Linked DNA regions of Homo sapiens: region 1 is linked to region 2. The links are chromatin loops, found by intact Hi-C in ENCODE. Cell type or tissue: GM12878. All regions are shown on one strand.

Region 1 (5,000 bases), 210 kb after region 2:
TGCTGTGCATTTTTGTTCCCCTTCCCCAGGAGTGGGAAGAAGAGAGTGCTTATCCCACGCCATCTCCACCTCAAGCCAAGTAAAGGAACTTTAAGAAATTCAGACAGGTTGACTCTGTGCCCTGGATTTATGTTACCTGGAAAAGTCTAAAAGCAATAGGCTATCTAGAGAAGCCTTTGATGGCAGAACAGAGAGAGAGAGAGGCCTACAACAGAAGGGGCCTGTACTTGCAACTTTGCAAGAAAAATTTTCCTGTGGACCATGTGAGTGTCACAGAATGTAGCCAGGCTTGAATTATATTAGAAGGTTGTATCTTCAAACCAGGTTTAAATTGACCATCTAAATGTTCAGCCACAGGTTTTTTTGTCCAGGATTGGGGAATGAAACAGTAAGAGGTCCCCAGCAAAGGAGACAGTCATTGAGGAACATACAAAAGGGACAAGAAAAGAGCCAGCATCTAGGAGTGAGCCACATGCAGAAGGTACCAAAGTCAGACTTGTTTTTATTTATTTATTTAGATAGAATCTCGCTCGCTCTGTCACCCAGGCTGGAGTGCAGTGGCACAATCTTGGCTCACTGTAACCTCCACCCCCTGGGTTTGAGTGATTCTCCTTCCTCAGCCTCCCAAGTAGCTGGGACTACAGACTCATGCCACCACATCCAGCTAATTTTTCTTTCTTTCTTTTTCTTTTTTTTGAGATGGAGTCTCGCTCTGTCGCCCAGGCTGGAGTGCAGTGGCGTGGTCTCGGCTCACTGCAAGCTCCTCCTCCCGGGTTCAGGACATTCTCCTGCCTCGGCCTCCCGAGTAGCTGGGACTACAGGCGTCCGCCACCATGCCAAGCTAATTTTTTGTATTTTTAGTAGAGACGGGGTTTCACCATGTTAGCCAGGATGGTCTTGATCTCCTGATCTTGTGATCTGCCCCCCCTTGGCCTCCCAAAGTGCTGGGATTACAGGCATGAGCCACCGCATCTGGCCCTAATTTTTGTATTTTTAGTAGAGATGGGTTTCACTATGTTGGTCAGGCTGATCTCAAACTCCTGACCTCAAGTGATCTGCCCACCTCGGCCTCCCAAAGTGCTGGGATTACAGTCGTGAGCCACCGTGCCCAGCATCAAAGTCAGATTTAATTGCACTGGTTGGGTATATCTGATACTTTATTTAGAATAGTTAGGGTCGGCCGGGCGCGGTGGATCACAGCTATAATCCCAGCACTTTGGGAGGCCGAGGACGGGCGGATCACAAGGTCAGGAGAGCCAGACCATCCTGGCTAACACCGTGAAACCCCGTCTGTACTAAAAATACAAAAAATTAGTCAGGCGTGTTGACGGAGGCCTGTAGTCCCAGCTACTCGGGAGGCTGAGGCAGGAGAATGGCGTGAACCTGGGTGGCGGGGCTTGCAGTGAGCTGAGATCGCGCCACTGCATTCCAGCCTGGGCAACAGAGCGAGACTCCGTCTCGAAAAAAAAAAAACTAAGAATAGTTAGGGTCACTGCTCATTCCATCTGAAACAATATGTGGCCAATGTACTTCATGAATGATTGATTAGTGGAAACAACATTTATCAAGTGACGACATTAAGCCTGAAGAAAGAAGTCTAGCACATTGAGGTTGTAAAAGCAATTATATCACCTAAGTAGATGAACACTTTTAGGTAATTTGTAGCTCCAATTACTTTTTCTACTAACTGCAAAAACTTGGCAGTCCCCAGAAATACCTCAGGGCCTCCTTTCAAATATATACAATGCTATAGGTCACATATTGGCCATTATAGCTTTAGTCTCACTAACCTCTGAAAGTATTTTACAGGACCCTTCTATGAGTCAGAACTAAGCTAACCAAGGCATCTAGAACTCAAAGTATGGTTTTAGATGCTAATTTAGAACATCTATTCAGAGTATAGTGGTATGTACATATCCAAATACTACAGATTCAGTTCCTCAAAACGTTAAATACAGAGTTAGCATATGGTCCAGCAATTCTACTCCTAGGTAATACCCAAGAGAAATGAAACATACGTTCATACCAAAACTTGTACATGAATATGCATAGCAGCATTATTCTTTTTTTTTTTTTTGAGACATAGTCTCACTCTGTCACCCAGGCTGGAGTGCAGTGGCACGATCTCGGCTCACTGCAACCTCTGTTTCCCAGGCCCAAGTGATTCTCCCATCTCAGCCTCACGAGTAGCTGGGATTACAGGCACCCGCCATCATGCCAGCTAATTTTTGAATTTTTAGTAGAGAGTGGGTTTCACCATGTTGGCCAGGCTGGTCTCAAACTCCTCGCCTCAAGTGATCCTCCAGCCTGGGCCTCCCAAAGTGCTGGGATTACAGGCGTGAGACATCGTGCCTTGCCTAGCAGCATTTTTCTTTTCTTTTTTTTTTTTTTGAGATGGAATCTCACTCTGTTGCCCAGGCTGGAGAGCAGTGGTGCAATCTCGGCTCACTGCAAGCTCTGCCTCCCGGGTTCACACCATTCTCCCGCGTCAGCCTCCCGAGTAGCTGGGACTACAGGCGCCTACCACCATGCCTGGCTAATTTTGTTTTTGTATTTTTAGTAGAGACAGATTTTCACCGTGTTAGCCAGGATGGTCTCTATCTCCTGACCTCATGATCCACCCGCCTCGGCCTCCCAAAGTGCTGGGATTACAGATGTGAGCCACCACGCCCGGCCTCAGCAGTATTCTTAATGGCCAAAACATAGAAACAACTCAAATGTCCATCAACTGATGAATGAATAAATAAAATGTGATATATTCATGTGATATTATTTGGTCATAAAAAGGAATAATGAACTGATAAATGTTATAACATGGACGAATCTTTAAAACATTATGTTAAGTAAAGAAGCCTGTCAGGTGGGGCACGGTGGCTCACGCCTGTAATCCCAGCACTTTGGGAGGTGGAGGTGGGCAGATCATTTGAGGTTAGAAGTTCAAGACCAGCCTGGTCAACATGGTGAAACCCCATCTCTACTAAAAATATAACAATTAGTCGGGCATGGTGGTGTGCACCTGTAGTCCCAGCTACTTGGGAGGCTGAGGCAGGAGAATGGCTTGAACTCAGGAGGTGGAGGTTGCAGTGGCCAAGACTGCACCACTGCACTCCAGCCTGGACGACAGAGGGAGACTCTGTCTCAAAAAAAAAAAAAAAAAAAAAAAAAGCCTGTTACAAAGACTGTATATTGTATATGGTTCTAATTATATGCAATGTCCAGAATAGGCAAATCTATACAAAGAGGAAGCAGCATAGTGATTGCCTAGAGCTGGGAGAGTTGAGGGGAAATTTAAGTGACTGCAGAAGGATACAGGGTTTCTTTCGGGAATGGTGAAAATGTTCTAAATTTATTTATTTATTTTTTATTTTTATTGTTTATTTTTATTTATTTACTTATTTTTGAGACGGAGTTTCCTTCTGTCACCTAGGCTGTAGTGCAGTGATGTGATCTCAGCTCTCTGCAACCTCTGCCTCCTGGGCTCAAGCAATCCTCCCGCCTGAGCCTCTTGAGTAGCTGGGACTACAGGTACATGCCACCATGCCCGGCTAATTTTTGTATTTTTTGTACAGACAGGGTTTCTCCATGTTGGCCAGGCTGGTCTCGAACTCCTGACCTCAAGTTATCCTCCCAGTTTGATCCTTTTTCAAAGAGAGAGAGAGAGAGAGACATCTGTGTTCTATTGGAAGGTATTTACATCAAAATGTAAAATAACTAATAGACACCACAGAGATTTTTCAAGTAAGAGTTTAGGCAAGTAAGTTTATTCTAAAGTTACTTTAACATAAAGAACATAAAATTTAAATTAAACTACCAAGAAACAAGAGTTCATATTTTGCATTTCTAAAAAATCTTACGACTTCAAAACCCTAGAAAACCGTGTGTCATTTCTAAACTTATTTTTTAAAAAGAGCTGCATCTGCTGTGTATACATTTAAATGATGGAAATTTTGAGAAGTACAAGAAAATTACTGCTTCTCTAAGTTAAAAAATGTATCTTGTAATTCTTTCATATTTTCCCATTCATTCGTCTTTTTCAGTAATAGGTTTATTGATTTGTTCATTTCTTACATCGTGCCTTGTGGTGTGCTGAAAGCTGGAAATACTAGAATGAGTAAGAAAAATTCCTGCCCACAGCTTGGTTCAGGAAATGGAAAAGTGAACAAATCACTGCTATGTGTAATAATGACATTACAGGTTATATTGTATAATCAAGCAGCAGTAATAATCACTAAGGAACATGGTACAGAATGCAAGGAAAGGCCCACACAGCACAGAAAAGTCAGAAGAGGCTTCCCCTAGGACACGGGTATCCATCCTTTTGGCTTCCCTGGGCCACACTGGAAGAAGAATGGCGTTGGGCCATACATAAAATATACTAACACTAACGATAGCTGATGAGCTAAAAAAAAAAAAAAAAAATGTTCCGTGAAGGCCAGATGCAGTGGCTCACGCTTGTAATCCCAGTACTTTGGGAGGCTGAGGTGGGTGGATCACCTGAGGTCAGGAGTTAGAGACCAGCCTGGCCAATATGGTAAAACCCCGTCTCTACTAAAATATAAAAAAAATTAGCTGGGTGTGGTGGTGGGCGCCTATAATCACAGTTACTCGGGAGGCTGAGGCAGGAGAATCGCTTGAACCCGGGAGGCAGAGGTTACAGTGAGCCGAGATCTCGCCATTGCAGTCCAGCCTGGGCAACAAGAGTGAAACTCTGTCTCAAAAAAAAAAAAAAAAAAAGTTCCGTGCATAATTTTCATGATATCCACCACCATGGATCAGCAAAAAAGTTGTTGCATTCAAAGGGTTGAACATGGCTGCCCCAGAAGGTGTCCCTTTAAAGGATGAATGGAATGGAGTTCACTTTTGAGAGAAAAGGCATTCCCTGTATAAGTAAAGTTGCACTAAGTAGGAGAGGCACAAGCAAATGTTTTGCCTTTCAGAAAAACGAAATATAAGTTAGAGTAGCTTGAGGACAGGGTGTTTGATTGGGCATAGCAAAATAC
Region 2 (5,000 bases):
AATATATGATCCAATAGGAAAAGAAACAATAAATGTTTTGACCACAAAAAAAGGGAGAATAAGAACAGTAAATATATGAATTTTAGACATTTTGTTTTTGAGGCAACATGTAAAACCAAAGTTTTGTAGGTAGCTGTTTGGAAACATCTAGGAAACAAGTATAGGATCAATTTACAGGAAATTACAAGTATATTAGTGCATATTTGTATATAGCAGCTTTATTATAAATTATTGTAATGTATGCTATGGAATAAGCTAAACTCACTTAAGAACCGGATGATAAGGCCAGTTATTTAAGACAGATGCTTTCAGGAGTCCCAAACTTTCAATCTAACATTATTACCTAAAGTAATGGAAAGCTGGGAGTGTTGTCTTACAAGAAGAGGTGGAGAGCTCCAAATTTTTCTCTAAAAATTAATAATCTATTTCCTATATATCCTATGATGCCCTGTTATATCTCCCATGATCATAATCAAAGGACAGATCCTGGCAATGAATGTGTGGAGTGACCAAACAAATACTCCATTAATATTCAAAGAGGCCTTTTGTATAATACACTAAAGATGTTTGTTCTTTTATTAGATTTGAAGAACACTGAAAAGTTTGGAATGACACCTTAGCAACCCCCCAAATATTCCTCCCAGCTTCACTGAAGAGATCCTAAAAAGCAGTTTATTTATATTTTCACAAAGAACCTTTGTCTCAAGCATTAATTTTTCCAAAAGATTAAGCTATCAAGAATTTTATTGTGGCTGGGCGCGGTGGCTCATGCCTGTAATCCCAGCACTTTGGGAGGCCAAAGAGGGTGGATCATGAGGTCAGGAGTTCGAGACCAGCCTGGCCAACATGGTGAAACACTGTCTCTACTAAAAATACAAAAATCAGCTGGGCGTAGTGGTGGGTGCCTGTCATCCCAGCTACTCGGGAGGCTGAGGCAGAACTGCTTGAAGCCAGTAGGCAGAGGTTACAGTGAGCCGAGATCATGCCACTGCACTCCAGTCTGGGTGACAGGGTGAGTCCGTCTCAAAAAAAAAAAAAATTAGGCATAGTGGTGCACACCTGTGATCCCAGCTACTCCAGAGGCTGAGGTGGGAGAATCTCTTGAACCTGGGAGGCTGAGGTTTCAGTGAGCCAAGATCGTGCCACTGCACTCCAGCCTGGGCAACAGAGCGAGTATGTAAAAAAAAAAAAAAAAAAAATTGAGGTCCTTACATATTTTCAATATTCAGTGATAACTAAAATAAATTGAGATATACATAAATTTGTTTTGAGGGTAAATTATAGCACTGTGGTAAATTACATTGATCAAAAGATCTGATTGTATTGCCTAATTAATAAAATATGAAAAAATCAAGACATTTTCAAAATACAACTGGAAAATTTCTACCTAGCCGCACACCCAACACTGCTTTTACTGTTTTTCTATACATTATGATTAAATCTGTAGTCCCATACGTGCACTGATTTTTCAAATGCAAATTCCACCAAAATTTATAGGGATGGCCATGAACACTGAAAAAGATCATCAGAGCTATAAATGGATACTACTGCCTTAAAAGCTGATTAAAGGGAAATGATGGCTCACCTGTATCTACATTCATATTAACTGCTATTTTGGTGCTTAAGCAAATGAACACATTACTTTTAGGTTTTCAGAAAGAATGCAGCATATATATATTTCTCACAATTACTCTTAAGAGCTGCTGAAAAAGTATTTTTTTAGACCTAACCAAGTAAGACAAAATGCCACAAAGTCGAGAAAGTTCATTTTACCTCATTGTTTGTTATTTAAACAAATAATTTTGGAAAAAAAAAGTCACTGTGATATACTCAATAATAAAGAGTAAGACTTCTAAAGTATCCTCACGATTCCTGGAGCTTACTACTATTAACACAGTAAATTACATGCCACGATATGTTGGAGAAGGTCTGAAGAAATGTCTGGCATTACTTGGTAACTGAAGTACATAACATAAAATACCAATTTACACACACACACACACACACACACACACACACACATATATATATATATATACCTAGTCCTGTGATGACAATTCAGAATATGATCTTACATTTGAGTACCCACAGGATGGGGTGGGAGAAACTACGCCTAAGAAGCTACAAAATCTATTTTGGTCAAGAAACAATGCTGTTCTTAACTTAAGAGACCTTAACAGGCCGGGCGCAGTGCCTCGCGCCTATAATCCTAGCATTCTGGGAGGCCGAGGCGGGTGGATCACGAGGTCACGAGATCGAGACCATCCTGGCTAACACGGTGAAACCCCGTCTCTACTACAAACGCAAAAAATTAGCCCAGACGTGGTGGCAGGCGCCTGTTGTCCCAGCTACTCGGGAGGCTGAGGCAGGAGAATCGCTTGAACCCAGGAGGCGGAGGATGCAGTGAGCCGAGACCGCGCCACTGCACTCCAGCCTGGGTAACAGAGCGAGACTCTCAAAACAAACAAACAAACAAAAAAAAACCCTTAATAAAAATGGCCATGGACACATACATATACTAGGTTATTAAATCTGGCTAACACTGAACTTTAAGAACAATCACGTTTTTGGATAAAGAAAAGGGCAGTCATACTTTTAGAGCCTCATCCACATTATTTTAAACAAAAAACTTAAAATATGGTCGAGAACTAACAGGCTTCCAGCCTGAATTCAACACCCACCCTCGTGATAAAACTAAAAAATCGGACAGTCTGTAAGTAAAATACAGGGACACTTTACTACCCTGAAAATCATGCTGGGTTCCCGCTACGCCGGGCAGACGTTTTCAGGAGCATCACCGCGCGGCGTCTCGGACGCACTTCTCCTGGCGCCCTCCGGGCGGCAGCGCTCTCGAGACACTGTTGCTTCGCCGTCACGCCCGTCGTTGTCACGCCCTTCCCCGCGGACACCGAGAATGACCCATAGCGGAAAATTCTACCGCACTACCTCCCTGAGGCAGCGACCGGTAAGAAACAACCTTTTCTTCAGGCTTCCCACCACCCAAACACAGTCGCAGTCAACTGGCCACTATCACCCACCACCCTGCAGGAACAATTACCCAGCCTCACCCCAAGAACGCGCGGAGAGGAGGTGCCAAAAGAAATTCTGTTCTCGCGAAGTCTTAAACTTAATCCTCGCGACGTCTCTGTTCCTGTCGTTCTTTCTCAGCCCTAACCCACACCAGCGCGTTGCCTCGGAAACATCGCGAGATTTTGTTCCTTCAGTCTCCGCCCCTTTACGGCACGATGGTCGCGCAAGAATGTAATAGAGCTTCGACGGCCGCCATTTTCTTTCTTTCTTAGCTGTTAGCTGAGAGGAAGTCTCTGAACAGGCGGCAGCGGCTCTTATAGTGCAACCATGGCAGACTATTCAACAGTGCCTCCCCCCTCTTCTGGCTCAGCTGGTGGCGGTGGTGGCGGCGGTGGTGGTGGAGGAGTTAACGACGCTTTCAAAGATGCACTGCAGAGAGCCCGGCAGGTAAGTGTGGACCGCGCGGCGGAATCCCGAAAGCTCACGGTAATTGGCCGCTGACTGAGTAGGCCGCTACCCTTAAGCGCATGAGGAAGAGGAAAGAGGTGTTCTTCCGGGCTGAAATGTGAAGAGACACGTTTCCCCATGTTGGTAATAACGATTAGAGACCAGAACCCAGTTTTGTGTTCTTGGTGCCTAATCCACTTAGAACCCCGACGCGTGCTACGCAAAGAAGGCCTGAAGTCTTTCTCCCGCTTCTGCGGCACTCGCGTGTCTCCAGTGAGCTAGTTTAGATAAAGATCCTCTTCCAGGGGATAAAGCGCAGTTAGTTTCACACAATTTAATGGAAGGTTCTGGTAATGAGTTTGGGAAAGAACTAGGGTCTGTCCTGGAGCCATAGCAAGGGAAGGGATTTATCATTAAAGTAGCCTTTACAGCTCATTTCCGTTCTCTCTCGCAATTAAAACCGCTTTCAGTACCATTCACCGTCACACCTCTACAAGGAAGGGACTTGAAAGCAGCCTTTTTCTGGGCGGGATTTACGTGTCAGTCTGTTCCACCAGTCCGCCCCCCTTATTTCTCAAAATGGCCTCAGGCCCATTATACCAGAGGTTTCAATTTGAATCTGCCTCTCAGTTCAGAGTCGTAAACTGACCAGACCTCTTTGTATTACGTAGTGCGTGCATTTGCCCTGAAGGCACCACTTTCCCAGACGAAAGCTGTTAAAATAGTGCGTGTATTCCAGGAAAATAAAAGATACCTTAATTTGAACTTTACATTCTTAGATAGTCCCCTAATATATTTAACATTTCAAAATGTATGGTGTTGGTATAGATTTGCATGTAAGCAAAAGAATCCTATTCTCTGTGACACTATGCATATTGTACTAGGTGCTGGGCATTTTTTACTAGTTTTAAGCTAATGATAATTAGAAACCAGTGTTGTGCTGTGTTTTCGTTGCATTAGGAGTTCACTTAGTTAACTTTTTACCGGGACAGTTGAAGGAACATTGAGTCAAAATTAGAATTCATAAAATCCGTTGTAACACATCTAATGTGAACGCATTATAAACATGTACCTGTACTTTTTTATAACCAGAAATACTAGGAGTAGTCAACAAAAGGTCATCATTAATATTAGTTCTGCGGTTTTTTCCACGTAATTTAAGAAATTCTGAACATGTTTAGCAACAAGCATATAACTATGACAAACACTCTTAGCGTGTTTTATTAGATTGATTTGTAAAACTTAAGGGAACTATTTTATTTACTGGAACCAACTATTTTATTTTACCAGAACCAGCACATTGGATTAATTGGTATCGCACACTGTAGGTAGATACTGGAGTTTTGTTTTGTTTTGTTTGAGACGGAGTCTCCCTCTGTCGCCCAGACTGGAGTGCAGTGGTGCGATCTCGTCCCACTGCAACCTCTGCCTCCCGGCTTCAAGCAATTCTCCTGCCTCAGCCTCCCGAGTAGCTGGGATTACAGGCGCCCGCCACCATGCCCGGCTAATTTTTTGTGTTTTTT

The links. Peaks named below come from ENCODE experiments on the same cell type or tissue, not always from the same donor. Only the 100,000 strongest peaks of a DNase experiment are listed, where the experiment ranks them.
Region 1: a loop joins it to region 2, with 2.6 times the contacts of the local background. A loop is called at or near these places in 9 of 110 quality-filtered maps.

Annotation. Positions count from the first base shown.
Region 1 is chr1:77,767,362-77,772,361 of GRCh38, reverse strand. No RefSeq gene overlaps it. Among named protein-coding and RNA genes, the nearest start is that of MIGA1, 9.8 kb to the left of the region's middle. RefSeq lists enhancers at 1,444-1,633, 2,114-2,343. In GM12878, no CTCF peak of the experiment used is centred here; a DNase peak (open chromatin) is centred at 1,971; H3K4me3 peaks cover 725 bases; H3K27ac peaks cover 1,910 bases.
Region 2 is chr1:77,977,362-77,982,361 of GRCh38, reverse strand. It overlaps FUBP1 (far upstream element binding protein 1), which reads left to right and starts at 3,290. Exons shown (of 20, transcript NM_003902.5): 1 at 3,290-3,477. The coding sequence starts at 3,358. It also overlaps a transcript of DNAJB4 not described here. RefSeq lists enhancers at 2,817-2,876, 2,887-3,036, 3,347-3,476, 3,487-3,546, 3,557-3,606 and 1 more. In GM12878, CTCF peaks have their summits at 2,836 and 4,849; DNase peaks (open chromatin) are centred at 3,191 and 4,011; H3K4me3 peaks cover 3,723 bases; H3K27ac peaks cover 3,144 bases.